Regions from separate parts of the Homo sapiens genome. Here all the other regions are linked to region 1. Evidence: chromatin contacts called from ENCODE Hi-C or POLR2A ChIA-PET data. All regions are on one chromosome and are shown on one strand. Each heading gives the region's core, a stretch centred on a gene start or an enhancer-like site at or near the end of the contact. The rest is flanking DNA. Distances are from core to core; before and after follow the strand shown.

Evidence for each region. Hi-C counts contacts between places; a loop is a spot of excess contacts on that map. ChIA-PET counts read pairs that join two places held with the same protein, here RNA polymerase II (POLR2A). Pooled maps may share reads with other maps.
Region 2: a pooled map shows a loop between it and region 1 (13-fold over the local background). The contact joins the promoter of EGR1 here to the promoter of TMCO6 in region 1. A Hi-C loop is called at or near these places in 5 of 50 pooled maps.
Region 3: a pooled map shows a loop between it and region 1 (8-fold over the local background). The contact joins the promoter of ETF1 here to the promoter of TMCO6 in region 1. A Hi-C loop is called at or near these places in 1 of 168 maps with a recorded cell type or tissue (CD8-positive, alpha-beta T cell) and 12 of 50 pooled maps. POLR2A ChIA-PET finds 5 or more read pairs at or near these places in 1 of 52 experiments (CD4-positive, alpha-beta T cell).
Region 4: a loop to region 1 is called in a pooled map, with 6 times the contacts of the local background. The contact joins the promoter of HSPA9 here to the promoter of TMCO6 in region 1. A Hi-C loop is called at or near these places in 6 of 50 pooled maps. POLR2A ChIA-PET finds 5 or more read pairs at or near these places in 2 of 52 experiments (CD8-positive, alpha-beta memory T cell and T-cell).

What each region holds. Positions count from the first base shown.
Region 1 is chr5:140,637,649-140,641,060 of GRCh38, reverse strand. It overlaps TMCO6 (transmembrane and coiled-coil domains 6), which reads right to left and starts at 1,610. Exons shown (of 12, transcript NM_018502.5): 1 at 1,449-1,610; 2 at 1,210-1,322. The coding sequence starts at 1,533. RefSeq lists a silencer at 1,549-1,798.
Region 2 is chr5:138,463,590-138,467,001 of GRCh38, reverse strand. EGR1 (early growth response 1) reads right to left here and starts at 1,523. Exons shown (of 2, transcript NM_001964.3): 1 at 934-1,523; 2 at 1-245. The coding sequence starts at 1,240. RefSeq lists silencers at 1,270-1,479, 1,570-1,919, 1,930-2,329, 2,650-2,919 and enhancers at 785-1,624, 1,625-2,465, 1,538-2,737.
Region 3 is chr5:138,541,487-138,544,898 of GRCh38, reverse strand. ETF1 (eukaryotic translation termination factor 1) reads left to right here and starts at 1,663. Exons shown (of 11, transcript NM_004730.4): 1 at 1,663-1,802; 2 at 1,963-2,066. The coding sequence starts at 1,981. RefSeq lists enhancers at 432-1,221, 1,103-1,502, 1,222-2,011, 953-2,152 and a silencer at 1,793-1,842.
Region 4 is chr5:138,573,741-138,577,152 of GRCh38, reverse strand. HSPA9 (heat shock protein family A (Hsp70) member 9) reads left to right here and starts at 1,752. Exons shown (of 17, transcript NM_004134.7): 1 at 1,752-1,915; 2 at 3,027-3,085; 3 at 3,303-3,390. The coding sequence starts at 1,835. The region is part of intron 1 of LOC105379193 (a long non-coding RNA gene); the gene reads right to left. RefSeq lists enhancers at 1,158-1,297, 875-1,523, 1,438-1,717, 1,958-2,007, 1,524-2,171.

The DNA of each region.
Region 1 (3,412 bases), core at 361-2,860:
CTATCCTTTCATCTTTGTGTACCTCAGTGACCAGCACAGTGTCCTGGCATAAAGTAAGCATACAATGGAATAGTATGACCTAGGAATAAGTTGATAATATATATGTCAACATGGTATGTACGGTAAACTATGTACGTAAACATAATACAAATACAGGGGATACTCAATGCTTACTGAATAAATCCTTTCATTCACTCATTCAATAAACACTGAGTACTTAACTATATGCCAGATAATGTGCAGGCAACCGGGTTTTCAATGACAACACAGGATCTAGGTTTTCCTGCAATTAAAGTCTAGTTGGAGAAATAACAATAGACAAACCATTAGATAATGATTAATATTCTACAAGAAACAAGTAGGTGGCCGGGCACAGTGGCTCACGCCTGTAATCCCAGCACTTTGGGAGGCCAAGGCGGGTGGATCATGAGGCCAGGTGTTCCAGACCAGCCTGACAAACATGATGAAACCCCGCCTCTACTTAAAATACAAAAATTAGTGGTGGCGCGCGCCTGTAATCCCTGCTACTCGGGAGGCTGAGGCAGGAGAATCGCTTGAACCCGGGAGGCGGATGTTGCAGTGAGCCGAGATCATGCCACTGCACTCCAGCCTGGCGACAGAGCGAGAGTCTCAAAAAAAAAAAAAGAAAAGAAAAGAAAAAAAATAGGCTCTCAAGACAGAATACCAAAAGAAACGAACGTTAGACGTAGCGAATGCCAAGGGCTTGAGACACAAATCCGATATATCGTTGCAGGAACTAAAAAGAGGACGGTGGGTAGGATGAGAAAACTGATAAAATTTGAGTTAGGAAGAGGCTAGACCATGCTATGCTTTGCAAGGCACAGGAAAGATTTTGGTCTCCACGTGTTTTTAAAGGACGTAGTGACGGTGACAAGCATAGATGCAGGGTGACCTTTTAGGAGACTGCAGTAGTATCCAGAGAGGAGGTGGTGGTGGCAGCTTCGATGGTGAGGCATGTAAAGACTCCAAAGCTCTTCAGGAGGTAAACAACTAGGACTTGATGATGGATCGATATGGGGTTGTGGGTCAAAGAGTTGTGCAGGATGATTCCCCTGTTTCTGGCTTGACCCACTGGATGCGTGGAAGTGTAGAGTGGATTGCGTTCAGGTTTGGGGCAGACCTCGAGTACTCCCGGGAGTCTGGCGCCAGCGGGCGTGGACTCCAGCGCACCCTACCTTGCCCCCTCACCTCGGTTTCCCCGAGGATCGCAGCCACACATCCCTCTCCAGCTTCCTCTGGGGCGTCGTTTCTCAGCAGCCTCTTGCTGACCAGCTGCTGCTCCCTCCGCGCCTTCCGCAGTGCTGGGGGCAGAGGAGCCGGCTGAGCGTGGGAAGGACGACCACAACCCAGAACCCGCGGCTCCGAGCCTGGGGTCTCAACTTATCCCCGACCGCCATATACCCCCGCGCTCCCTCGGCCGCCCACACCTGCCTCCCGCTCCCGCCGGCGGCGCCGTAGCTCCTCCACCCCGCAGACCGTGGGCCTGAGGCGGCCCTGCCGTCGGCTCCACATGGTGGAGCAGGAGGAGGAAAGCCGAAGGAAACAGCAGCCACAACGCTCCCAGGGGCGTAGAAGATGGCACCGACTGCGCAGCCTCAGCACAGGGCGGGAACAGGCGGGGAGGGCGCGAGGAGCGGGGTGGGTGCTGGGTGAGGGCGGGGCTCGGCGAGTGGACGCCTCGCGGGGACGGTGGGCGGGGCGAGGGCTAGAGACGCTGCACCACTAGACCAGAGCCAGAGGCGTCGCTCTGCCTCTGATTGATTTCCTGTCTTACCAATTCTAGGAAAAAAAGTCTCTCATCCCTGACCTCGAGTGACCCAAGCCAGCAGTGTCACAATCTACTCAGCAAACACAACTTCCCCACCCACAATACGCTCTAGATGAAAGTTCAAAACAATCCCGAACTGCGGGAAGCGCCATGATGCCGTTTCACTATTAATGCGGATCCCACTGATGAGAGCTGCCAAAAACGCTTGAAGCGTCATTGAATTGTCAACGAAAAGAGTCCAACTCTGTAAAATATTTGAAGAGACTTATTCTGAGCCAAATATGAGTGACCATGGCCCTTGACACAGCCCTCAGGAGGTCCTGAGAACATGTGCCCAAGGTGGTCCGGTACAGCTTGGTTTTACATATTTTAGGGAGATATGAGACTTCAGTTCATTCAAGAAATACACTGGTTGGGCCGGGCCTGGTGGCTCATGCCTGTAATCCCAGCACTTTGGGAGGCCTGGGCGGGTGGATCAGCTGAGGTCAGGAATTTGAGACCAGCCTGGCCAACATGGTGAAACCCCATCTTTACTAAAAATACAAAAATTAGCCGGGAGTAGTGGTGGGTGCCTGTAATCCCAGCTACTCGGGAGCCTGAGGCAGGAGAATCGTTTGAACCCGGGAGGCGGAGATTGCAGTGGGCCGAGATCGCGCCCCATTGCCTGGGGTACAAGAGCGAAACTCCGTCTCAAAAAAAAAAAAAAGAAAGAAAGAAAGAAAGAAATCTGGGATATGATGAGGTTTCTCTTCAAATAATTAGATCAATCTTTTATTCTTTAATTCATAGTACTCCCCCCCACACACACTTTTGTTTTCCTTTTTCTCCTTTTTGCCTTCGTTAGATGCCGAGGCACGCCACAGTACAAGACGTTATCAGTACCAGACGTTATCAGTACCAGCTCACATTCCTTTCATTATTTGGAAAGAGGACTAACTTTCTAGTTCATTACAGGCACCCCTTCCCCTTTCCTCTCCACTTTCTTTTACGTGCCCACATTACCTAAAAAAATCAAATGTTTAGCCAACCGGGATTAGTTCAGATTGTATGACCCGACCCCGGCCAATGGGGAAAGGGTACAGGGGCAGGACTTGCGTCAGGAATAAAGGCTCTCGTGCCCCTTTGTTCAGGTGTGCTCTCATGGCGACTGGCCAAGCAGACACCCCTCTGAGCAGAAGTAAAATTGCTTTGCTAATAATCCTTTGTTCGAGTGTTCAATTTCCCTTAGGATTTTGAGCGTTATTCCTAAGAGAAAGAAAAGAAAGAAAGGAAGGAAGAAAGAAAGAAAGAAAGAAAGGGAGAAAAGAAAGAAAGAAAAGAAAAGAGGAAAGGAGGAAGGGAAGAGAGGGGAGGGGGAAAGAGAGAAAGACATTGGTTTGTGGGACAACAGAAAGGCGGGACAACTCGAAGTGGGGCGGTGGGGGGCTTCCAGCTTATAGGTAGATTTTAAATTTTTCTGGTTGACAATTGGTTGAGTTTCTCTAAAGACCTGAAATCAATAGAAAGGAATGTCTGGGTTAAGATAAAGGATTGTGGAGACCCAAGTTCTTATTTGCAGAGGAAACCTTCAAATCCTAGGCTTCAGAGAGAATGGGTTGTAAAATGTTTCTTATCAAACTTAAA
Region 2 (3,412 bases), core at 274-2,773, 2.2 Mb after region 1:
GGCGGAGGCGGAGGAGGCCGCTGGAGATGGTGCTGAGGACGAGGAGGCCGGTGGGTTGGTCATGCTCACTAGGCCACTGACCAAGCTGAAGAGGGGCTCGGGCCACAAGGTGTTGCCACTGTTGGGTGCAGGCTCCAGGGAAAAGCGGCCAGTATAGGTGATGGGGGGCAGTCGAGTGGTTTGGCTGGGGTAACTGGTCTCCACCAGCACCTTCTCGTTGTTCAGAGAGATGTCAGGAAAAGACTCTGGCAGGAGAGAGAGAAGCGGGAGGCCTGGTTACTGGAAAGCAATCACTGGAGGACGAGGACGACCCGAGCTGCCAGGCAAGAGACCGGGCCGGCTACCATTGACTCCCGAGGTAGTTAATAATTGATAGCAGCACATTGCAATGTTCCTGGACCCGCACCAGTGGCAGAGCCCATTTCAACAACAGCTGACGCAAATACGGAGAATCCCCCTCCACTGCAGCTCGCAGCGCTCCGCAGCGGCGGCTGTGCGGGCGAGGGATTCCCGCCAGCACCCCCATGGCCGCGGCTAGTGCGCGCCCCCAAACCCGGGCTGCCGGGACATCCACGGCCAAGGATCACGGTCCTTCCTTGGGGACAGGCGGCAAGCAAGGCAAGGCAAGTCTTACTGGAGGTGGGGGGCGCAGCCCCGCTCATCAAAACAAGCCCTCCCCCTCCACCCACCCACGCAGCTCCAGAGCTCTCCATCCAAAACAAAAGCTCGGTCCTCTGCGCTCCGCTAGGGATGAGGGCAGGGGGTGGGCTGTGTGGGGTTCCTTGGCATCCCTCTAACACATGACTCTGGGGATGCGAGGAATGAAAGGGAAACCCGGCTCTCATTCTAAGATCCAGGAGCACTCCTGCGGTGAAGGACAGGACGCCAGGATGGTGGCGAAAGGGTTCCCCCTCGGCGTAGGCCACTGCTTACCTGCGGTCAGGTGCTCGTAGGGCTGCTCGCCCGTGTCCGCCTGAGGGTTGAAGGTGCTGCTGCTGCTGCTGCTGTTGCTGCCGCCCCCGCCGCCTCCACCGCCCCCGCTGCTGCTGCTGCTGCTGTTGCTGCCGCTGCCCTCTGGGGCCCCGGCGGCGCCGAGGAACTGGGGAGCCCCGTTGCTCAGCAGCATCATCTCCTCCAGCTTAGGGTAGTTGTCCATGGTGGGCGAGTGAGGAAAGGATCCGAACGGGTCAGAGATCTGCAGCGGGGACATCAGCTGCATCTCGGCCTTGGCCGCGGCCATCCTGGACGAGCAGGCTGGAGAGCTGGTGTCGGGGCGGGGGGGTGCAGCCCGGGGCTGGAGCTGCAGGGGACACAGTTGCGGGGGCCTGGCCGGGTTACATGCGGGGCGCGGGGAACACTGAGAAGCGTGCAGGCGGCGACCCCGACTCGCCCTGGGCGCGGGCGGGCGTGGACGCGCCGCGGCTGCGGAGGCTGGGGCAGGGGCCGGTCCTGCGGCGGCGGAAGCTGGCTGCGGCGGCGGATGGCGGCGGCGGCTCCCCAAGTTCTGCGCGCTGGGATCTCTCGCGACTCCCCGGATCCGCCTCTATTTGAAGGGTCTGGAACGGCACGGGTCCGCCTCCGTCGTGACGTACATGGCCATATATGGGAAGCAGGAAGCCCTAATATGGCAGGACCGGCCGGGAGGACCCGGAGTGACGTGAAGCCCCCCATCCGACAGCGCCCGGCACCTCCATCCTGCACCCTAGGGCCCGCGCCCGCGCCCGCATCCCAGGCGCCCAGGCTTCGGGGAAGCCTAGAGCTCTAGCCGCCGCCGGGGCCTCCGGGACCCGCGCAGCTCCGGAGTTCCCGCGTTGCCCCTCCCTCCGCCTTCTTCCCTCCTCCCAGAGCCGGAAGCGGCCGGGCCATATCGGGCCACTCCAAATAAGGTGCTGCCCAAATAAGGGTTGTTCCGGCGGGGGATCCTTCCTGCTCCTTATATGGCATTTCCGGGTCGCAGCTGGTTGCTCCCTCGCTCCCTCCCTCCTCCCTGGTTCCAAGCCGGGAGCCCGAGCGCTCGCGGGATCCGGGGACGCCCAGGCGGGGAGGGCTCGTGGCGTGTGGCGCTGGGCGCGCGGCTGCTCAGGCGGCTCCTAGGCGTGAACTAGGCTGGGGAAGCCCAGACCCAGAGCGGGGGCGAGGGCGAGTCGGGCCGGGGTTCTATCGCTGTCATCCAGGGCCCGCCCGCCCACCTCAGGGACCGTGAGAGCGAACCGGGAGTGCGGGGGAGGAGCGGCTGGGCCCGCCTGGGCAGGGGCCGCCCAGGAGAGGCGGGGCCTTGACCCCGGGCCTCGATCTATGGCACGGTGTCTTTCCGGGTGTCGCTGGGAAATTGAGGATAGGAAGTCACGGCCACTTGGTTCTTGGGACACTGTATAGCAGTGAGCTGCCTTGCCTCTGCCACCTGTCGGTGGGATGGGGCTGCTGGTGCCTGGGGTCCCCTGTGCTCCCCCGGAACCGAAAGGCTGTTCCCTAGTCCCCGCCGGCAAAGAGCCCACCTTTGGGGGACCGAAGTGGGGAAGCTGATTGCCCCAAGAGAGGCCTGATTCTTGTTCTCACCAGGAGATAATGGTCCTTGTGGTGAGGGGTCACTTTCCCCCCTTTATCCAGTCCAGGTGGAGGGCCGGCCCACACTGCGGGAATCCGAAAGAGGGGCTTCCCTATGGGCTGTCTGGGGACCCCGGGCTGGGCGCGAAGAGAGGACCGGCTTGGCGGCTCGGTGCTGCCCCCTGGAGGTTCCCTCTCCACTCCCAGCCCCGGACTCCGGCCGCGCGGGCTCTTCCGCCGCCTCCTCGCTCCTCCTCCCGGATGCGGCGCTGGGCGCGGAGCCAGGCCGGGGGAGCCTTCGACGCAGTGAGCACGAACTGAGCAGGCGCTGCAGCCCGGGCTCCCCCTGCAGTCCCTGGGGAGCCGTCACTGCCGAGGCGCCCAGACTCCGGGATAACACTCCTCACCCCGAGCCTGGCCAAGGCGAGGGGGAGAAGGAAGCAGGGGGTGGGTGGTGGCGAGGGAGAACGATTCCCGCAGGTCTCCCTGGGGCCGAACGCGAACAGGGAAGCCCTCCCCGCCCCCACGACGCAGTCAGTTGCTCACCCCAAAGGGAACAGGGATTCCGGGAAGGGAAGGCTCCTCCTGCTCTAGCTCTGAATCCAGAGGAGGTGCTGTTTTTTCTGGATTTAAAAAGAAAGCAGAAAGAGAATGTGGGGAAGGAGGGTGCTTGACGACACCGAGAGGGAAGGGAGGAGGTGAGGGCCTCTGTGAACCCCAACAGCCTCTGGAGGTCGGGGTCAGGGGGATTAGGTGGGGGAGGGTGTAACTTTCTTGGACTTAATCCCTCTGTGGCTGTCCCCCCTCCAAACATGTTTTCTTATAAAAACCAACTTAATGAACCAGGACTCCCTCGTCTCGGAGCCTG
Region 3 (3,412 bases), core at 414-2,913, 2.1 Mb after region 1:
AGACAAGGTCTCGCTCTGTCACCCAGGCTGGAGTGTAGTGGTGTGATCTCAGCTCACTGCAGCCTCGAATTCCTCGGCTCAAGGGTTTCTCCCACCTCAGCCTCCCAAGCAGCTGGGACTACAGGCGCGGGCCACCACACCAGGCTAATATTTTGTAATTTTGTAGAGACGGAATCTTGCCATGTTGCCCAGGCTGCTCGCAAACTCCTGGGCTCAAGCGATCCTCCCCTTTGGCCTCCCAAAGTGCTGGGATTACAGCCGTGGGCCACTGCACCAGGCCCTTCATTCACTTCTATCTGCACTGTCACCACCCTAATGTAAGCGAAAATCATCTCTCACATGATAATGAAGCAGCCAAAATGGTCTCTGGGCTTCTCCTGTACTCTCTCCAGTCCACACCAGGGCTCTAAACCCTTTAAACTACCCACTGTTCTTGAAAGAAACCAAACTTCTGAATCTGGCTTAAAAGACCCTACATGACCTCTTCCCCTGCTGCTCCCTCAAACCACTCTCCCCGTCCCTGACCTTGTGCCAGCACACTGGCGTTTCTGTAGTTCTCAACTGTATTCTGTTTCCTCCTGACAAACTCTTAATCATCCTTTGGGTCTCATTTCAGAGCTGGGTCCCCGCCATACACTCTCAGAGCACCCTGAAGTACTTAAGCATTTGTGTAATTATTTTATTACAAAAAGTATAAAATCACAAACTTAAAAACCCAATCGACTATAAGCTCCATAAGGGTAAGTACTGTCATCTGTTTGGTTCACCTCTGTATCCCCAGGAAAACAGGGTCCAGCACACGGTCTGGGCTCAATATTTGAACCCAGACGAGGTGAGGGGGGACAAAGTAGCCACCTAAAAATCCTAACTCAAAAAGATAAAGTTCTAACCGTATGTGGATGCCCATTTTGTTTCAACTCTCTCCACCCCCATTCTCAACGGCTCAGGCCAAATCATACATGGGACCAGATACCTCAGGTCTCCAAGCTCAGGCAGCCCCCGCTGTCTTCCACCCCATAAAGTTCTAAGTCCAAAGTGAGCCCGTCCTAGCTCTGGGGCGAGAGAAAACAGGCCTCTTTCGCCCCTGCAGGTGAGGGTCCCGGACCGCCCGGAGGCAGGTTCCTCATCCAGACCTACTGGCCAGGACTCCTCCACACTATTCCGTGCAGCCATGACGCACGCAGACCGCAGCACTTCGTCAGCGAAGAAGCCGCTGAGCGCGAGGCGCTTCTTCGCGGCTTCTCAAGCACCGTTCAAACCGCGCGTCGGGCCCAAGTGCCTAGCTTCGAGTCGCAAAGCCTCAGATGTCCACCCTATTCAAGGAGAATGGACTGAAAAGACGACGACCCCGGTCCTCTCTCTTTAAGAACCACCCCCATTCGAGCCTGACGGGGGCTCTCAGTAAACTCGCGAGAGCCACCGGCTTCCGCCCGCTTCCTCCTCTCGCCTTGCCGGGCCGGAAGAAAGGTGGCACCTCCCACCCCCCAGCCTTACCTCACAAGGCGGCGCGGACCCAGCTGCAGCCAATCGGCGGGCTCATTGTAGGCTGCGGGGCAGAGAGCCAATGAGAAGTCGCGGCGGACGCCCAGCTTCTCCTCACTCGCACCGGCCCCCTCCCTTCCGCCTGCCGCCTTCCACTCCGCCCCTGGCGGAGGAAGTGATGTCACAGGCCCCATGTGAGCGGATTGCAACACATGCAGCTGCCTGGAGAGAGGGAGCCGGTGTCCTACGTCAGAGCCGCCGCCGCCGCGGAGCCGCCGCCGGGGAGGAGCAGCCGCTGCCGCCCAGGACTGGGCCCTTAGGTAAGGCACAGGGAGGGAAAGGCCGGTGACCTTTGTGGCGAGCTGCACCGGACGGGAGGAGAGGGCCTCTGGGGGATGGCGAGGAAGGGGGCCGCTCTGCCCCAGCGGCGGCGCTAACTCTGTGGTCTTGGTGTCTCCGGGCCCCGCCGGGCCGCTCTAGGGAGGAGGAGGCGAGAAGATGGCGGACGACCCCAGTGCTGCCGACAGGAACGTGGAGATCTGGAAGATCAAGAAGCTCATTAAGAGCTTGGAGGCGGCCCGCGGGTGAGCGCCGCGTCCGGCACCCTCCGTGCCCTCTTGGTTCCCGGACCCCTCAGGATGGACGCCCCCGCGCCGCATGGCCGGATGAGGAGAACCAGGCACTAGCCAACTCCCGCCTTCTGGATCTCTGGGTAGTAGCCCCTGACCCAGGGGCGAGGGTCGGCGCGGTTGGCCCGAGAAGGGGTCCTTTCCCCGCATGGGGGTAAGGGGCCCGCGCTCCCCGGTTTAGATCACTCGGCCCCCCTCGTGGTAGGCCACCGCTACTTTTGCACCTCTCCCGGGCCCTTAAGTCCAGGTCCTCCCTCTTCGGGCTCCAGGTGCTGCCACCCGACTCGGGTGCTATTGTGGCAAAGTGTTCGGCCTTCCTTTCCCAGGGCCCTTCCCTGATTTCCTCTTCTCCCTTCATTTCTCAGCCAGGCCTCATTAAAATGGCCTCTCCCTTCTGGGCTTCTGAGACCCGGGTGGGTGAAGTTTGGATGGGACGGGAAGCAGAGGTGGCCAGGGACAGCTTCTTTCTGATTCCTGATTTCTCTGGGTCTTCCACCTGTCCCAAGATGACTTCTCCCAAGTCCTCTAATTACCCCGGAGCTTCCTGGTTTTAGCTGTTCCAGGACCCACCTATAAACTGAAAATGCCAACGTACGCGCGATGTGAGGGGTGCTGGGTAGGTTTTGGTTAATGAATCTGCATGTGTATGTCCAGGAGAAATACGGGTTAGGGGGCCGTTTGATAGGAATCATAACTACAGAGTCCCTGCTGGCATTTCTCTGAAACTTGTGGGGATATCGCTGTAGAGAGGCGCCTGATGTGCTTGATGCTTGTTGAGTGAGATTCATAATTGAATTAAATGGGCTTTGAGTCTTGTACATTTTGATAAGAAACTGTAGGTGTGTCCATTGGGGGGAGAGTAGGCTAGATTAAAATTAGCTGTGTGTGTGTGTTTTCTTTTTTTTTTAACGTTGTTCGTTTGAGGAAGGTGTGCCAGGGGTATTCCTGTTTCTTTTATTACTTTATTTTGTTCCTTTCCCAGTCATAGAAACTTTTTACTTACAGGAAGTGCCCCCCCCCCCAAAAAAAAGTGTTTGGAACATTATTACATACTTGTATGTCTGAGCATTCTTAGAATAGTAGAATGGCCTGCCTCAGGCCATGTGAAAAGTTGATTTCAGCACAAGAATTTGACATTCTGGTTTCCAGCCCAGGATTGTCATTTATGGGTAGATTTGCAATTTTAGAATGACAGCCCCTCCAAGCTCTTCATTATTACTGTTATATGAAACAGGATGTGCTTAATTGTACTGAAGGCCCAATTCACAGGTTGGTTTTACTAGTGTTTTGTTCTTAATAAA
Region 4 (3,412 bases), core at 503-3,002, 2.1 Mb after region 1:
TCACAGTTCCTCACCCAGGGGTGACTACTTAATAATACAGATCTTCCTGAAGAGATAGGGGGTCTGAAACATTTCTCTTTTTTTGAAAGCGGGCTTCCAGGACAAATTGCTTCATCTCCAAAATCAAGTTCAATCTGTCATCAGCCATTCGTTCGTGTTTTGCTTTCGCTGTATTCCTACCACCTGGGAGAGTGACTGACACACGGTAGGCATGCCAAAACATATCTGTTGAATCAATTAATTCCTCTTCTTAAAAATCTAAAACTGGGTTGGGCGCGGTGGCTCACGCCTGTAATCCCAGCACTTTGGGAGGCCGAGGCAGGCAGATCACGAGGTCAGGAGATCGAGACCATCCTGGCCAACATGGTGAAACCCGGTGTCTACCAAAAATATAAAAATTAGCTGGGCGTGGTGGCGCGCGCCTGTAATCCCATCTACTTGGGAGGCTGAGGCAGGAGAATAGCTTGAACCAGGGAGTCAGAGGTTGCAGTGAGCCGAGATGGCGCCACTGCACTCAAGCCTGGCGACAAAGACTGCCTCAAAAAAAAAAACAAAAACCTAAAAACTGGTCACAGGGTAGTGAAGTAGTTGACATCCTGCCACCAGCACAAGGTTTAAAAAGGGCCAGAGGAGTCTCAAGTCAGGCCCAGCACAGTGGGGAGAGGAAGAGCCTGAAGCTCAGCTATTTTTCTTTTTTTTCTTGAGACGGAGTCTCGCTCTGTCGCCCAGGCTGGAGTGCAGTGGCGCGATCTCGGCCCACTGCAAGCTCCGCCTCCCGGGTTCACGCCGTTCTCCTGCCTCAGCCTCCCGAGTAGCTGGGACTACAAGCGCCTGCCACCACGCCCGGCTACTTTTTCGTATTTTCAGTAGAGACGGGGTTTCACCGTGTTAGCCAGGATGGTCTCGATCTCCTAACCTCGCGATCCGCTCGCTTCGGCCTCCCAAAAGTGCTGGGATTACAGGCGTGAGCGCCCGGCCAAGCTCAGCTATTTTTTTTTCCCTTTGTGCAGGCTAATTGGCCTAATGTTCTGTGTGAATCAAACGCTTCGTAGTTGGAAACCCAAGACCCCTGTGATAAAACGCAACACGAAATTGTTTAACGTCTGTCTGCATATCCAAGTGTCTTTCAAGTTGTGAACAACGGGCGGGACCAAACAACAAAAGTACTGACGTCCTCACTTCACAAAGCCACAAGACAAGATGGCGCCGTCCTCCAGGAGCGGGAGCTGGGAACACGTCCACGCCCGGGGGGTGTGCACGCGCCCGGGCTCGCCCCAGGGAACGCTGGCGTGCACTCGGGCACCCAGTGAGCGCCGCAGTTAGTCTCCACCCATGTTTTCCGCCACTCCTTGCGCACATGCGCTCTAGGTTCTTAGCTGGATGTCTGTTGCGCCAACAGGCTCCTCCTCCCGCGCAACTGACGCAAGAAGACTGTAATCGGTTCGCAATTTATCCCGTGTGACCTTGAGTCTTTCCTGTCGCCGAGGACCGGGGCTGTCCGAGATACGGCCTTCATATCCCTCTTCCTCCCCTGGACTCTTTCTGAGCTCAGAGCCGCCGCAGCCGGGACAGGAGGGCAGGCTTTCTCCAACCATCATGCTGCGGAGCATATTACCTGTACGCCCTGGCTCCGGGAGCGGCAGTCGAGTATCCTCTGGTCAGGCGGCGCGGGCGGCGCCTCAGCGGAAGAGCGGGCCTCTGGGCCGCAGTGACCAACCCCCGCCCCTCACCCCACGTGGTTGGAGGTTTCCAGAAGCGCTGCCGCCACCGCATCGCGCAGCTCTTTGCCGTCGGAGCGCTTGTTTGCTGCCTCGTACTCCTCCATTTATCCGCCATGATAAGTGCCAGCCGAGCTGCAGCAGCCCGTCTCGTGGGCGCCGCAGCCTCCCGGGGCCCTACGGCCGCCCGCCACCAGGTGAGGAACTGGGACCTTCCCGAATGGGGTCACGGCCTCGGGCCTTGGGCCTCGGGCTTCGCTGCGGCAGGCCGCGCGCCCTTTAGGGTTTGAATTCTCCAGTATAGGTCAGGCGGGAAGGAAGGTAACGGGCCTTCCATAGTTAGCGCTGCCGGGTCAAGATTTTGCCCAAGGTTTTGCCTCCGGCTTGGGCCCTGCTGAGTCACACCCCTCGCGATCTAGAGTGTCATTTCAAAATTACCAGGTAGTGGTCCTCATGGCCTGTTCTGTGGCTGAATGGAAAGGTTTGGCCTTGGGGGTGAGGGATGCAGTCTATTGGGAAAGCCACTATTTTCAGTTTTATTTTTGGCTCCTCTACAGAATACAGAGTGTGTAAGGATCCCGTTGATACGGTGAAATAAAATAAGAAAGCTCTGAGTCGGAACTCCAGTTTTCGTGCTTAGCAACATTTTCTCAAAATCTGTGGTGTAAGATTGTACTCGTTTGTTACTTCAGAAAAAAAAGCAGATCGTGGGGCGGAGAAAAGGCTATGGAGTGGTTACTTGTTTTCTAAAATAAAAGACAAATGCTTTAGAGAACAGGAATTGTATGTGGGCATTAAGGAAGGCTTGGAAGGAGCCTGAGGTTAAGTTGTAATAAAGGTCTTTTATCCTAGTGAAACGCCACTACTTTTCTTTTTTCTTTCAAAGACCCTTAGTAACTCTAGTTCTTTTAAACTAATTGCACGGCAAGGTAAGGGGAAGTGTTTTCCCCCAGGGGACATCTGGCAATGTCTGTGGATATTTTAGGTTGTCACTTACTTACTGGGGTGCTTATTGGTTTCTAGGGTGTCGAGGCCAGGGATGCTGCTGTATATCCTACAATGCACAGAACAGCCCCCACCACAAAAATTTCGCCCAAAATTAATAGCGCCACGGTTGAGAAATCCTACTGTAATGTGATTCTAAGGCCATCTTTTATTTACCTTTTTTCGTCTTACTTATTTGGGAAACTTTAATATTTACTGTTTTAGTAGCTTAATGTATTTTATATACTAAGTGAGCCCAAGTTTTCTCTTTTTCCTCCCAGGATACACACTGGTTGGTGACTGAGTCAGTTTTTTCTTTTTTAGGATAGCTGGAATGGCCTTAGTCATGAGGCTTTTAGACTTGTTTCAAGGCGGGATTATGCGTAAGTATAATATCATTTCCTTTGAGAGGGAATACATATTAAACTTCAAAGCAGTGTTTTCTACATTTGTGATTATTCTTCTCTGTAATTATTTATCTGTATTTATTTAGAGATTATGTAGTATACCACTGTTAATTTTCCAATTAAATATTATCTTCCAGTGACTTTGGTCTATCAAGATAACAATAGCTGTGACACTGTTCTAAATGTCTTACAGATCAGAAGCAATCAAGGGAGCAGTTGTTGGTATTGATTTGGGTACTACCAACTCCTGCGTGGCAGTTATGGAAGGTAAACAAGCAAAGGTGAGCATGATTGATAACTAGT